Regions from separate parts of the Homo sapiens genome. Here region 1 is linked to region 2. Evidence: chromatin contacts called from ENCODE POLR2A ChIA-PET data. All regions are on one chromosome and are shown on one strand. Each heading gives the region's core, a stretch centred on a gene start or an enhancer-like site at or near the end of the contact. The rest is flanking DNA. Distances are from core to core; before and after follow the strand shown. Region 1 overlaps HK1 (hexokinase 1). Region 2 has its middle 29 kb from the start of SRGN.

Region 1 (6,983 bases), core at 1,756-4,255, 280 kb before region 2:
GATATCTATGAGAGTTTCATCGGAGAGCCGCATGGCATAGAGATACTTGTCAATCTGGAGGGGGATGAGAAGGAAGGAGAGTGAGGTCGAGGGGGAGGACAGGGCAAGGTGAGGCACCCACCCGCTGAGATAGCCAGCTCCCACAGGCACAGGAACACGCACGCTGGCACATCGCATGGCGGAAGGTCATTCAACTGCTGTCATCCATGTCACCCAGAACAGGCTTGCAAATGCTCTGAGCCCTAGTTCCTGGCCTGTAAAATGAACCCGATATCTCTAAGATCCTTTCCAACCCTCAAATATGACATGGAAGCTGCTCTTCAACCCCCAAGTACTTGATGGAGGTAGGTTTCCTCCAGTATCAGGAACACCTCAAGCCTCCTTCTCTCTCTGAGAATTGGCTGGCTCACTCTCACTGGGATGGGAATGACAGAGAGGCTACGAACAAGGGCTCTGGAGCCAGCCAACTGGGTTCAATCCTAGCCCCAGAGCTTAACAGCTGTGTGAATTTCAGTTTCCTCAACTGAAAAACTGAGATGATAGATAGGACCTAACATATAGGACAAGTTCAAATGAGACACAAGCACTTAGAACACAGTAACTGCTCAATAAACATCAGCTATTATTATTAACATGAGACAGTAGTACTGGCAGGTGTCCATGGGCAAGACTTCTAGAAAGACAGAAATGGCGGCCAAAGGGCTAGGACCCTTCTGAGAACACAGGGTGGCAGGCCCAGAGCACAGAAACCTTAAACCCAGCCTCAATGAATGGAGACAGCCCCTGGGCTCCCATACCCATGTGCCGGGCCTGTGTGCCAGGCCATGGGCCCTGCACCTCCGAGTCAAACTACTCCCACCCTTCACCAGGCCTGACCCAACCTGCTCCTCTTCCTGAGTTCCCCGTTCTCCTCAAGCTGCCCAGGCTCCTAACCTTAGGCACCCTGGGTTGTCACTGGCTATCACTAATTGTTTGTCCTTCATGGCATCTTCGCATTTATTCTCCCAAAAAAGGATTCACTGGGCACCAGCTAGGTGCCTAGAATTGAGCTAGACACCTGTCCTGATGGCACTATCCCTGTAGAGTCCACCGAGGAAGGTTCTTTTGTTTCACCATCCACTCTTTCTGCTGCTCTGTGTGCCTGGATTGCTGATGATCCACTGTAACAGTTTATCTTCAATCTCTTCCTTCCAACCCATCTTCTACACCACTGCAGCATCAGCCTCTTAAAGTGCAACCCTAATCAAGTCATGCCTCTGCCCAAAGCCTTGCAATGCCTCCCCACTGCCAAGGCACCTACCCTCTGCAGGTGTGGCTCTGTGCTCTCTGAACTCCGGCCAAACCACCTCTACCATTCCTAGTAGGTGCTCCAGGCTCTCCTCCTTCTGCTGTCACCTCTACCTGAAATGCCCTTCCTTTTCTTCCCAGCTCACCTAACCTTCAAGGTTCAAATCAACTGTCACTTCCTCCTGAAGATGTCCAAGTCCTTCAGGCTGGATATCACCACTCCTTCAGCACTGACCCCTAGGCAGGGTCTGGTCTGGATCCCAGCTTTCCATGCGTGTCACCCTGACCTCCCCAGTGCCTCACATGGAGCCTTGCACACAGAAGGCTCCCACTGGATAGAGAGACAGATTTACAGCCCCACAAGGCTGAAAAGACCTTAACACTGGTGTTTTTTCCTTTGTTTGTTTGTTTGTTTGTTTGTTTGTTTGTTTTTGGGGTTGGTTTTTTTTTCATAGTCTATCTCTGTCACCCAGGCTGGAATGCAGTGGCAGAATCTTGGCTCACTGCAACCTCCACCTCCCAGGTTCAAGCAATTCTCCTGCCTCAGCCTCCTGAGTGGCTGGGATTACAGGCGTGCGCCACCACGCCCTGCTAATTTTTGTATTTTTAGTAGAGACAGGGTTTCACCATGTTGGCCAGGCTGGTCTCAAACTCCTGACCTCAAGTGATCCACCCACCTAGGCCTCCCAAAATGTCTGCCAACACTCTCTGCGCCCAAGGATGATCCTTGCCCCCACTCCTAACCACTAGCCCTACCACCTTTTTCCCTTTACAATAAAGCAGCTCAAAGAAGGGCAATCAGGAACCACCAAGAGCCAGAATAGAAATTGCCAGAAGAGGCCAGGCATGGTGGCTGACACCTGTAATTCTAGAACTTTGCAAGGCCAAGGCAGCAGGATCATTTGAGCCCAGGAGTTCGAGATTAGCCTGGGCAACAACCCTGTCTCTACAAAAAATAAAAATTAGCCCAGCATGGTGATGCACACCTGTAGTCTCAGCTACTCGGGAGGCTGAGGCAAGAGGATCACTTGGGCCCAAGAGGTTGAGGCTGCATTGAGCCATGATTGAACCACTGTACTCCAGCCTAAGTGACAGAGTGAGACTGTCTCTAAAAAAAAAAAAAATTAACAATTGGCCAGGAGCAGTGGCCCACACCTGTAATCCCAACACTTTGGGAGGCTAAGGCAGGCAGATTGCTTGGGGCCAGGAGTTCGAGAGCAGCCTGGGAAACTTGGCAAAACCTCGTCTCTAAAAAAATACAAAAATTAGCCAGGCGTGGTGATACGCCCCTGTAGTCCCAGCTACTCGGGAGACTGAGGCGGGAGGATTGCCTGAGCTGGGGAAGCAGAGGTTGCAGGGTGCTATGATCCTGCCACTGTACCCCAGCCTGGGTGACAGACTTAGATCCAGTCTCCAAAAAAAAAAGAAAGAAAGAAATATGTATATATATTTTTTAAAGGAAATAAAATTGCCAAAAACATGGCCCTGGGAGGAGAGACAAGCCATGCCCTATTCTGGCTGGTGGCATTCATCAGCAGCCCTTGCCATCATAGTGCCCTGGGTCTGCAGGGAGAGACAGCCACGTTGCAAGCATGGGAGAGAAGGCTTCCTGGAGAGGCGAAGTTGGAGAGCATGCCCAGGCACAAGCAAGGGCATGTGTGAAGTCCGAAGGGGAGGGAGGGTGGTTTTTGTGATGAACAAGCAGACGGTGTGCCTGGAAAGACTGTCCAGAGCTCAACCACACAGGGCCTGATGAGCCACATAAACAAATACAAGCGGGATCCCACAGCACAGCGAGCCTTGGGACGGCTTTACTGATTACAACCATGATGAGAGTTGTGTGTCTGCTGCGTGGAGAATGGAGGAGCAAGCGCAAGATCATACAATAAAAGCTACATTGCTAGCTGGCACAGTGGCTCATGCCTGTAATCCTGGCACTTTGGGAGGCCGAGGCAGGAGGATTGCTTAGGCCCAAAAGTTCAAGACCAGCCTGAGCAACATAGTGATATCGCACCTCTAAAATATTTTTTAATTTTAATTTTAAGGCCGGGAGCAATGGCTCATGCCTGTAACCCCAGAACTTTGAGAGGCCGAGGCGAGTGGATTACCTGAGGTCAGGAGTTCAAGACCAGCCTGGCCAACATGGTAAAACCCGGTCTCTACTAAAAATACAAAAATTAGCTGGGCATGGTGGTGCATGCCTGTAATCCCAGCTACTCAGGAGACTGAGATATGAGAATCGCGTGAACCCAGGAGGTAGAGAAGATTGCAGTCAGCCAAGATCGCGCCATCGCACTCCAGCCTGGGCAATGCAGCAAGACTCCATCTCAAAAAATTTTTTTTAATTTTAATTTTAAAAAAGGTACATTGCTACTCCAGCATTTTGGACACGCCCCAACGACCACACTCCTCACACATCATGATTATCCTTTTACCAAGCTGTCCATCTCCTATGATACTGCGTGAGTTCCCCAGGGAAAGAAAACATATTGAATAGACCTTTGGAACTCACCCAGTTGCTTGACACAAAGGAGGAATTCAAACAATGCTGGATCCTGGAATAATACTATATAATTCTCTTGTGGCTTACAGTATATCAGTATATCAAGATCCAGTATGTCATTTAACCTTCAAAACTGTCTGGGAGATGTTCTTAATCCCCATTTTACAGACACAGAAACTGATGGTCCAAGAAGCTAAGTGATTAGTTCAAAGCACACAGCTGGGGGAGTGAGGTTTTATACCTGCAAGTCTAAGGCTCCTCCATACAATCATCCCTGCCCCTTAAGAAAGACTGGTCCCCTGCTCTGCAGAAGGCAGATCCAAGTAGAGCTGTTGGGGTTTTCCCGCTGGACAGGAGAAGCTTCTAGAAAAGGCAGCTCTCCATAACTCCACAGCTATCCTGCCTTCTAAGTCAAGGTGCAGCTCAGCACACAGACATTGATCCAAAAACCCCAACGTTTCAGGACAACCAAGCTAAATCCAAATAAAGCTTAGAAGCTCAAATCAAAAAGCAGGCTGCAGACACAGAGAACGGCCTGGTCCTCAAGCTGCTATGGAGGGAGGGTTTTCCTCCTTTTGTTCAGGTTCATGAGTCGTCATGAGGTACAACCCCTCTCAGAAGAGACATGAATACTGGGGCCAAAAGGGAGGCCCAATTGAGGCAAGGCCGGAACTGAAACTGGGGCCTCCTGGATTTTACATGAATGAGGACAATGAAGGGAAGCCCTTTCTTTCCACTGGTCCTCGGGAGATCAGAAGGGGCCACTGAACCAGCAAATACCCTAGGCCTGGGGCTGGGCTGCCAGGGGAGAAGTCAGCTCCCTGGTATCTGCCACACTGCCCAGCCAGGCAGGCACCTGGTGCAGGACTCAGCAGACATGCCCCTCTGGACTGTGGGCCTTTAAGTGGCCCGGAGGCACTGGAGAAAAGCACATGACTAGAGACACCTGCAGAAAACTTCCAGGGGCCCAGAGAACCCAGCACTTCACTGAGCAAAACGCATCTTCCTCGTTCAGACCAGCCCCTCCTGGCACTCCACTGGACCACGCCTGTCTCCCTGGGAAAGAGGCTGGGAATGGGCAGTGGGTTGAAGGAGAGAGGGAGGAAGAAAGGGCATTGGAGAAATCTCTCCTGCCCAGTTGCTCCAGATCTCTGCCAGAAACCCAGGAAGAAAGGCTGACTCTTGGTCTTTGGGGATTTGGCCAAAGTCTGGCCTTTCAACTTTTCTATTTCTGTCCTCCTCTCCACAGCATCTCCAGATCTTTACTCTCCTCCTTCCTTTTCCCCTCTTCCCTCTCTCTCTACACACACACACTCTCACATACACAATCTCTCACACACACACACTCTCACACACTCACACATACACACACAAGTACTTACACACACACACACACACACACACACACACTCACATCTCCATAATCCTGTCCCCTTCTCTTAGGTGCTGCCTCCACATCACCGCTGCTTTACTGCTCCAGCCAAACATCAGTGCCCGAAGAATCCCTCCCCACACTCCATTTGGGAGTTGGGGAGGACACCGCACAGCACCACTTCCAGCTGCTTCCACTGCAAGCCTCGGTCTGTGGACCATCTATCAGAAGACAGAGGTTCCCAGGAGTCATGACAGAAACCCAGGCCCTCAAATGCTCCCTCTCAAACCAGTGTCTGAGACGAATATGTGGGACTCTGGTCAGTCTGGTCAGGCTGGGATGGAAATGGGAAGGCGCCCAGTCCCAGACACCAGACATCAGACACCGAGCTGGGTCCCTCAGACTCTTGCCTGAGAACCCGCATCCAGCCTCCAGGGCCTCTGTCCACCGCTGCCCAGAGTGAAGAGCCCTTCCTATGAGGGTAGCCAGACCGGCTGCACAGGGCGGGCGCTCTTGCTCAAACACTTTCCAGACACTTGTCCTGGATTCTCCTTCTTGTGGACCAAGGGGGCCTTGAAGCTCTCAGCGGCTCCCAAAGTTGGACCCCCGCAGAGCAGGAGGACATGTCATCAGCAGAGAACACACAGCCTCGCCAAGCTTCCCTGGCTCAGAGCCCTCCAACCAAGGAAAGAACTCAATGGCCTAGCACTGCAATCAACTCACAAACATTTCTGTGCCCGACCCCAGCCCCACCTCCTGCTCCCAACAGAACATGCACAAAAAACAAACGCAAGATTGGACATGCCCAAGTGAACAGGCCGGTCGCAGCAGGAGGCACCAGTAACCACTGGTAACCATCCCAGCCATTTTCACCCCACCCCGTGGAAGGGTGCACAGCCATGGAAAATTTCACTCCCTCTCTCATCCACCCTCCCGTGAGGATCGAGAATGCTGCAGAACAGCAGGCGTGACTGAAGCTGCTGACGCAGGCCTTTAAAATGAACTTTCCAAGCAAGGCGCTCCACTTACAAAAGGAAATTGTGGCGTGCACCCTGAAGGGTTAAGAAAGATGTTAGCTTAGGGGAGGACAGAGATTTCAACATCAGAATTCACTTCCCTTTGCTAAGGACACTGACTCAGAGAGAACGGGTCCTGGGTGCTTATTAACATCACAATTAGCAATGGCTCACATGTGCACTGGCCCTTCAGATACAGGACCTTCACATACATTATCCCATTTGAACTGTGTAGAAAGAAGTGAAATGAGCTTGTGGATGCCAAGTGCCACGCAGGAAGCAGGTGCTTTAATGCTAGTTCCCTTTCTCCTGTCACTGCAGCCCAGTGAAGTAGGCAGGAAAGACATCATTATCTCCATTATCTAGGAGAGGAAACAGACCCATGATTCAAGCTAAGTTGGGGAGTTTAGAAATGGCAGCTGGGTCTAGATTCCAGGGCTCGTAACCTCCCATTTGGGGCTTCACCTTAAGCATTTCCATTTTCCTCACATGGTGGAAAGTACACAGGGCTGTGGACAGAGAGCTGGGTTCAAATCCGATTTATTAGCTGTGTGACTTTGGACAAGTTACTTAATCTCTCTGAGTCTCACTTTTAAGATGGAGATAATAAATCCTCCACTTCAGAGGGTTATGGGGAGGATTTTAATGTGCAGAAACAAAGTAAGCATCAAGTGTCATTTCCCTCCCTCCCATCCCTAAGTGACATAATCATGTACCCCTAACTCCTTTCATCTCAATGCCTGAAAAATACATCTACCGGCCAGGCACGGTGGCTCACGCTTGTAATCCCAGCACTATGGGAGGC
Region 2 (7,004 bases), core at 4,467-6,966:
AACCCCATTTTGCTGATGACAAGGGAGGGAGAGAAGTGAGTTTGCTCATATTCGTCAGCTCTTGAATGGCGGACTCAGAGGGTGGGGACTGCTCGTGGAAAGGAATCCTCTGTTTCCCTCAATGCATTTCATCCATTCTTCGAAACTTTTGAGACCCTTCTATGTGCCAGTCACTAGTCTAGGTGCTGAAATTACCTCTGAGAGCCAGACAGACATAGTTCCTGCCCTCTTGGAGACATAGGTTAGAGGAGAAAACAGACAGTAGGCAAATAATTACAAATTTGACAAGCATAATGGCAAAATCTATTAGAGTATTTGCCAACTTATCCTCTACTTTGTACAGTGATCAAGAACTTGGGCTTGGAGTCAGCCCGCCTATGTTCGAGTACTGGCCACTTACTAGCTGGGGGGCCTGGACAATTTCCCTAACCTCCCTATGTCTCCACTATTCACGTGGAAATGGACAGAGTAATAGTACCTACTTTAAGGTTTACAGGGTGGATTCAAAGCATCAAAACCTAGAAAGCACTTCAAACCTGGCTTTGGCAAGTCCAAAATCAATACAAGCTATCGAGGTTGCTGTTATACTGTCTACACCTTATCCATCACTCTGGGGTATGAATCCTGGTCCCTCCAGCTTTCACTGTTTCCCACCTCCTCCCCATGCCTGGCTACCCATATACAAACTCTGACAGTAAGCAGAATTCCCACAGTGCTCTGTTCCAACATCCTGCATTGAGCTAATCTGGTTTGATGCTTCAGTTAGAATCCCTAATTCTAATTGAATGCCAGGCTCCTCATTGCACAGAGTGCCAGGCTCCTCATTGCACAGAGAAGAAAATGCTTTTTAAATATTCATCTTTTCTCCTTCACTAGACTGTGAGCGCCCTGAAGCTAGGCCTTCTTTCTCCTGTAGTGCTAAAAGTTTTTGGCAAGAAAAACAAGTGGAGGTAAAGTCGTAAAGTAGGGTGGTAGGGTTGAGAAAGGACAGGCTCTGGAGCCAGACAGCCCTGGGGCTATCACACCTGCTCTGCCACCTGTAACCACCTGACCAGGACAGCTTCCTTGGGGAGCCTCCTTCAATCATCTGTGAAATGCAGGAGGAGCAGCCGCCCGTCAGACCTGGTGGGGATCAGCAGTGACCTGCAGAAGTTGCTGGTGTGGTGGGCACCGGATACCTGGTGTTTCTGCTGCCTCGGTGCTGCTGAGGACCCAGAGCCCTGCCTGAGCAGCACGCTCACAGAGGCAGCGAAGTACAGGAAGTACACAAGGTCAAAAGGAAAACACGCTCTCCAGAGACGTCCTCTGATCACTATCGTGTACGTTGGGTCGAATGGAACAGAATTTGCTGCTAGAGTGTTTTTCCTCTCCTAACCCCATAGACGCTTCTATTTTGCTATTTTTACTAAACTCGAACAGGAACAGAAAGTATTCATGCAACTGTATCCAGTGAATGATTAAGAAATGCGTAAGAGCGGAGATTGTGTAATTCCCAGGCTGCTGTGCCTTGTCATCAGCCGCAAGTCCGAGAAATACTGCAACCGTCAAGTTGACCTCTGTTCCTAAGAAATTTCCTGGGTTGGCTTTAACACATTCTTTGAGAGTTATGACATAGGATATTAAAAAAATTCCTCCCACTTAGTGAGCCATACAAAGCCCACCACACATCAGTAGTGTCCATCCCATGTTTAATCTTCAGAAGGTGTGTGAGGAATAACATGTTTGCTTTTGAAAGATGCCTTGTAGACTGTGCGCAGTGGCTCATGCCTGTAATCCCAGCACTTTGGGAGGCTGAGGAGAGCGGATCACCTGAGGTCAGGAGTTTGAAACCAGCCTGGTCAACATGGTGAAACGCCATCTCTATTAAAAATACAAAACTTAGCCAGGCGTTGTGGCGGGCACCTGTAATCCCAGCTACTAAGGAGGCTGAGGTAGAAGAATTGCTTGAACCTGGGAGGCAGAGGCTGCAGTGAGCTGAGATCATGCCACTGCACTCCAGCCTGGGCAACAGAGCAAGACTCCATCTCAAAAAAAAAAAAAAAGATGCCTTGTCTTCAAGCAAACTATTATTAAGGATGAGTTGCTTATTTGTATTAAAAAGAGGGCTGGAGGATAGCTTGAGCCCAGGAGTTCAAAACCTGCCTGGGCAATATAGTGAGACCCCATTCTCAAAAAAAAAAAAAAAAGAAAGAAAAGGTGGGGATCACTGAATTTTCTATTGCATTAACCAAGAATCTTAAAAGTCATATTTTTAAAGATTATTGAAGATTTAAAATGTGTCTTGTTTTTTTTTTTTTCATTTTGTTTTATTTTATTTGAGACAGGGTCTCATGATGTTGCCCAGGCTGGTTTTACTCCTGGGCTCAAACTGTCTTCCTGCCTCATCCTCCCAATTAGCTGGGATTTCAAGTGCATGCCAACCCACACAGCCTTTTCTTTTTCATTTTCCTTTCTTTTTTTTTTTTGAGGCAGGATCTTGCTGTGTTGCCCAGGCTGGAGTGCAGTGGTGCAATCGCACTTCATTGCAGCCTGGACCTCCTGAGCTCAAGTGAGCCTCCCACCTCAGCCTCTTAAGAAGCTGGGACTGCAGACACATGCCAGCAATACACCTGGCTAATATTTTAATTTAATTTTTTCTAGAGACAGGGTCTCACAATGTTGCCCAGACTGGTCTCGAACTCCTGGATCAAGCAGTTTGCCCACCTCAGCCTCCCAAAATGTTGCAATTACAGGCTTGAGCCTTTTTATTATTTATTTATTTATTTATTTATTTATTTATTTATTTATTTTGAGATGGAGTCTTGCTCTTTGTTGCCCAGGGTGGAGTACAATGGCGCGACCTTGGCTAACTGCAACCTCCACCTCTCGGGTTCAAGCGATTCTCCTGCCTCAGCCTCCTCAGCAGCTGGGACTACAGGTGCGTGCCACCACACCCGGCTAATTTTTTGTATTTTTTTGTAGAGACGGGGTTTCACCGTGTTAGCCAAGATGGTCTCAATCTCCTGACCTCGTGATCTGCCCGCCTCGGACTCCCAAAATGCTGGGATTACAGGCGTGAGCCACCGTGCCCGGCCTGAGCCTTTTTATTTTTAAAAGTGGCTTTCCATTTTCTTTCTGTGGCAATTTCAAGAGGCATGGTGTGTTATTATCCCTGAGCTTTCTTGGGTATTAAAAAAAGGCCATGGGACTGGGCGCGGTGGCTCACGCCTGTAATCCCAGCACTTTGGGAGGCTGAGGTGGGCGGACCACCTGAGGTCAGGAGTTCAAGACCAGTTTGACCAACATGGTGAAACCCTATCTCTACTAAAATACAAAAAAATTAGCCGCGCGTAGTGACAGGTGCCTGTAGTCTCAGCTACTTGGGAGGCTGAGGCGGGAGAATTGCTTGAAACCAGGAGGCAGAGGTTGCAGTGAGCCAAGATTGCGCCATTGCACTTCAGCCTGGGCAACAAGAGACTCTGTCTCACATAAAAAAAAAAAAAAAAAGAGGCCATGGGGCTGGGCGCAGTGGCTCACACCTGTAATGCCAACACTTTGGAAGGCCAGGGTGGGAGGATCACTTGAGCCTAGGAGTTCCAGGCTGCAGTGAGCTATGGTCATGCCATTGTACTCCAACATGGGTGACAGAGTGAGACCTTGTCTCAAACATAATAATAATAATAATAGTAATAATAAAATGAAAATAGGTGGTGGCAGCTCCCACTTCATCTTTATTTTTTATTTCAGAGGCACTTATAAACCAGGAGAATTATGTGGAAAAGGAGTCCCCCGATATAACCCAAGACTCAGGAAATTCTTGCTCCTCTTGGCAGGGATGCAGCTGAAATTTACCTTTAGTTAGCATACTCCTCAGATAGGGCAAATGAATTGTGCAAAGATCAAAATGGGGCTTTTTTTTTTTTTTTTTTTGAGATGTCTCGCTCTGTCACCCAGGCTGGAGTGCAGTGGCACGATCTCAGCTCACTGTAATCTCTGCCTCCCAGCTTCAAGTGATTCTCCTGCCTCAGCCTCCTGAGTAGCTGGGATTACAGGTTCTACCACCGTGCCCAGCTAATTTTTGTATGTTTTAGTAGAGATGGCGTTTCGCCATGTTGGCCAGGCTGGTCTTGAACTCCTGACCTCAGGTGATCCGCCTGCCTCAGCCTCCCAAAGTGCTGGGATTACAGGTGTGAGCCAGTGCGCCCGGCCAAGGTGGAGTTTCTTTATTTTATTTATTATTTTTTTTTTATTTTTTTGAGACAGGGTCTCATTCTGTTCCCCAGGCTGGAGTGCAGGGGCATGATCACAGCCCCAGGACTCAAGTGATCCTCCCACCTCAGCCTCCCAAATAGCTGAGACTACGGGTATGCACCACCACACCCAGCTAATTTCTTTTTTTTTTTTTTAGAGATGGGTTTTTGACATGTTGCCCAGGCTGGTCTCAAACTCCTGGGCTCAAGCGATCCTCCTGCCTCAGCCTCCCAAAGTGTTAGGATTACAGGTATGAGCCACCATGCCTGGCTGGGGAGTATCTCTTAATGACTTAAGAAAACTTAAAAGAACAAACTCTTCACTATTTGGTCCGTGTGTTTGCTCCAAATTAGTAAAATTTGACCATGAAATAAAAATTGGAGGCAGGTACGAGGAGTTGGCATCCCTTTGGTGGTTGCTAAAGTTGGGCAAGAAGGAAAACAGAAAACAGAGAAGAATGATAGTGAAGTCCACAGTGAAGTGATATTAACAGAAACCAGTGTAGCCGCAACAGGGAAGGCTGGGGACAGAACTCTCAAAGCCATATACTCGCAAGGAAACCACTAACTCCTGCCCATACCAGGCACCCCAGGACTGTGCCCTAGACCCTTAATAATGACAAATTTTTTCAAATCAGTAACCGAGACCCAACAACAAAAGGGTAACCACATATATGAAATGAATACCAACTCAGAAAATCCAGGGCTCCTGGGCATAACTCTCTTGAACCTCAACTTGGGATGCCTGCAGCCTGAATCACTTCTGAGCCCTTTGGGGATGGGGATCAGCCCTGAGTCCAGGCTGGGATTCAGCTCACTAGAAGCACATTCCCCACCCTTTCCTCCTTATCTGTAGGTGGAGGCAGCTGGGAGACTGTGGGTGATCCTCCACTTATTTCCAGTAGGTTCCTTTTGTCACCAGCAGTCTCTCCTCTAAAGCCAAGAGGAGTCAGGGAGAAGAGTCTGTCCTGGGCTGCTCGACTCGTGCTGAGAAGACACCACTTCCAGGAAGCCTGGGCACAAACGACTCTGACCACTTTGCTTTCAGATTTCAGCGAGGACAGACACTGTGGGGTCACTGTGGTTGGTTCTTGTTAAAGTTCTGAATGCTTCCATTGCTTGAAAAGGGAGGTCTTAGAGAACAGGCCAGAAGACAAGTCTTTCTACCTTCCCCAGGAGGAGGAAGTCACAGGTTAGGCCTCAGGGAGAAGAGCTGCTGATCTTTTGCACTGGAATCAAGAAGTCAGGGAGAGGGTGAGAACTGGGGTGGACCCAAGGCCTCTGCCGCCTTTTGTACCTGCGCTGTCCCGTGTTTATTTATCTACCAGTTAGTTTCCCCCAGCATGGTGTGGAACTGGAAGTGCATGTGGGCTCCCGCCGGCCCCAGCCCACTTCCTCCTCTCCAGGGAGACAATAAGGGGAAGGGAAAGCGTGGCACACTAAACCTGCCAGGGACCTGAGGTCCTGGCTCTGCTGCCCCCCTGCTGCCGAGCCGTCGATCGTGGGAAATTCATCCACCTCTCTAACTTTGCCTCTTCCTCCTCCAAACATGGGGAAGAGAACCTCTACAATGGGGTACAGAATTTGGATGATACATGTGTATTTTCCTGAGGAGATGGTTCTGCAGCTTTCGCCAGAGGGCTGAAAGAGTTCCCGGACTCCAAGGGAAAAAAGATCCAGTCTAAGGGCCCTGTTCCGTGGCTCCGAGCAGCACGGCAGACACTTCCTGGGTCTGTCGTTTACTTCAGGCACCTCTCACTCGCACCTCAGACATCTCCTCAGACACCCAGGTCTCCAGCCATCCACAACTATGATTCTTTTTGCTTTAATCAACCTCTGTTTTAGGCTGCTGGGCCAGGAGGTCAAGTTCCCCTGTGGTGACACCACCACCTCTCGCCAACTGGTCACTGTTGTGCACGCCCCACACAGCATGTGTGCCCACCCACAGGGGCAGGTGGATCCAAAGGGTACTGCTGTGAGTTGGGCAGCTAAGACTCTATCTAGCCTTTAAGACTCAGCTCAGCCACGCACCAGACAACCCAGGGTGGGTGTGAGAGAGTAGAAACATCATCTGAAGTTAACCCATTTGTTTCTGGTTTGCTCTACACACCTGTACCAGGCCCCAGCTGCAAACCTCTTCCTACTCTGAGTTCTTGGCTCAGATCCCCTGGCCAGACTGTGAGCTCCCTGAGGGTGGGGGACTGTGCCTGGGGCAGGCTTGGATCACAGGGGCCAAGCGTCTGCCGAGCTGCAGAAGGGCTCTAAAGGAGCGCCAGCAGGCATCAGTGGGTCTCCCAGGTCCCTCCTCTGGCGGGAACACTAGCAATCAGGGCAGGAAGGAATTGTGAGGGGCAGCAAGGAGCTGGCGGTCAGCATCTACCTGTCGAGGCTCAAGGAACAACTGCTCTCCTCCAGTCCAAGCTCTTCTCATTCCCTCACTGTTTGGGTTGCCCCCTCCCCCTTGGGTTAACAAGGCTGGAAAAAAGCCCTATTGCCCTCCCCCAGGGCTGCCATGGGAGGCCAAGGGGCACTTCTGCCAAAAAATGAGAAACGAGTAAGTGAGGGGGTGCTCTCACCCCAAACGGAAGTGAGACAGCCCTGACCGTGAGCGGTGTGACCTTTGCCTGCAGGCCACACAGGAAGAGAGAGGGAGTTACTGTGTCCACTACATACCACTCTGCCTTCTCTGGGGACAAGGAGCCTCCTCTGAATGTTCTTTACCTTCCGAAGATCTTTGCTTTGATCAGGGGCCCTTTTGGCCATCTGGCCAGCCTA

The links. ChIA-PET counts read pairs that join two places held with the same protein, here RNA polymerase II (POLR2A).
Region 1: POLR2A ChIA-PET joins it to region 2 with 12 read pairs in activated B cell. The contact joins two enhancer-like sites. POLR2A ChIA-PET finds 5 or more read pairs at or near these places in 3 of 52 experiments (T-cell, activated B cell and naive thymus-derived CD4-positive, alpha-beta T cell).

Annotation. Positions count from the first base shown.
Region 1 is chr10:69,336,898-69,343,880 of GRCh38, reverse strand. HK1 (hexokinase 1) reads right to left here. Exons shown (of 18, transcript NM_000188.3): 2 at 1-54. Among named protein-coding and RNA genes, the nearest start is that of HK1, 22 kb to the right of the region's middle. RefSeq lists enhancers at 1-464, 4,053-4,738, 5,427-6,112, 6,113-6,800. Within about 2 kb of position 3,005, at least 6 of the 41 ENCODE cell types and tissues checked have a DNase peak (open chromatin) inside an H3K27ac peak, as active enhancers do.
Region 2 is chr10:69,056,088-69,063,091 of GRCh38, reverse strand. No RefSeq gene overlaps it. Among named protein-coding and RNA genes, the nearest start is that of SRGN, 29 kb to the left of the region's middle. RefSeq lists enhancers at 1,304-1,423, 5,372-5,571, 5,982-6,161, 6,372-6,521. Within about 2 kb of position 5,716, at least 18 of the 41 ENCODE cell types and tissues checked have a DNase peak (open chromatin) inside an H3K27ac peak, as active enhancers do.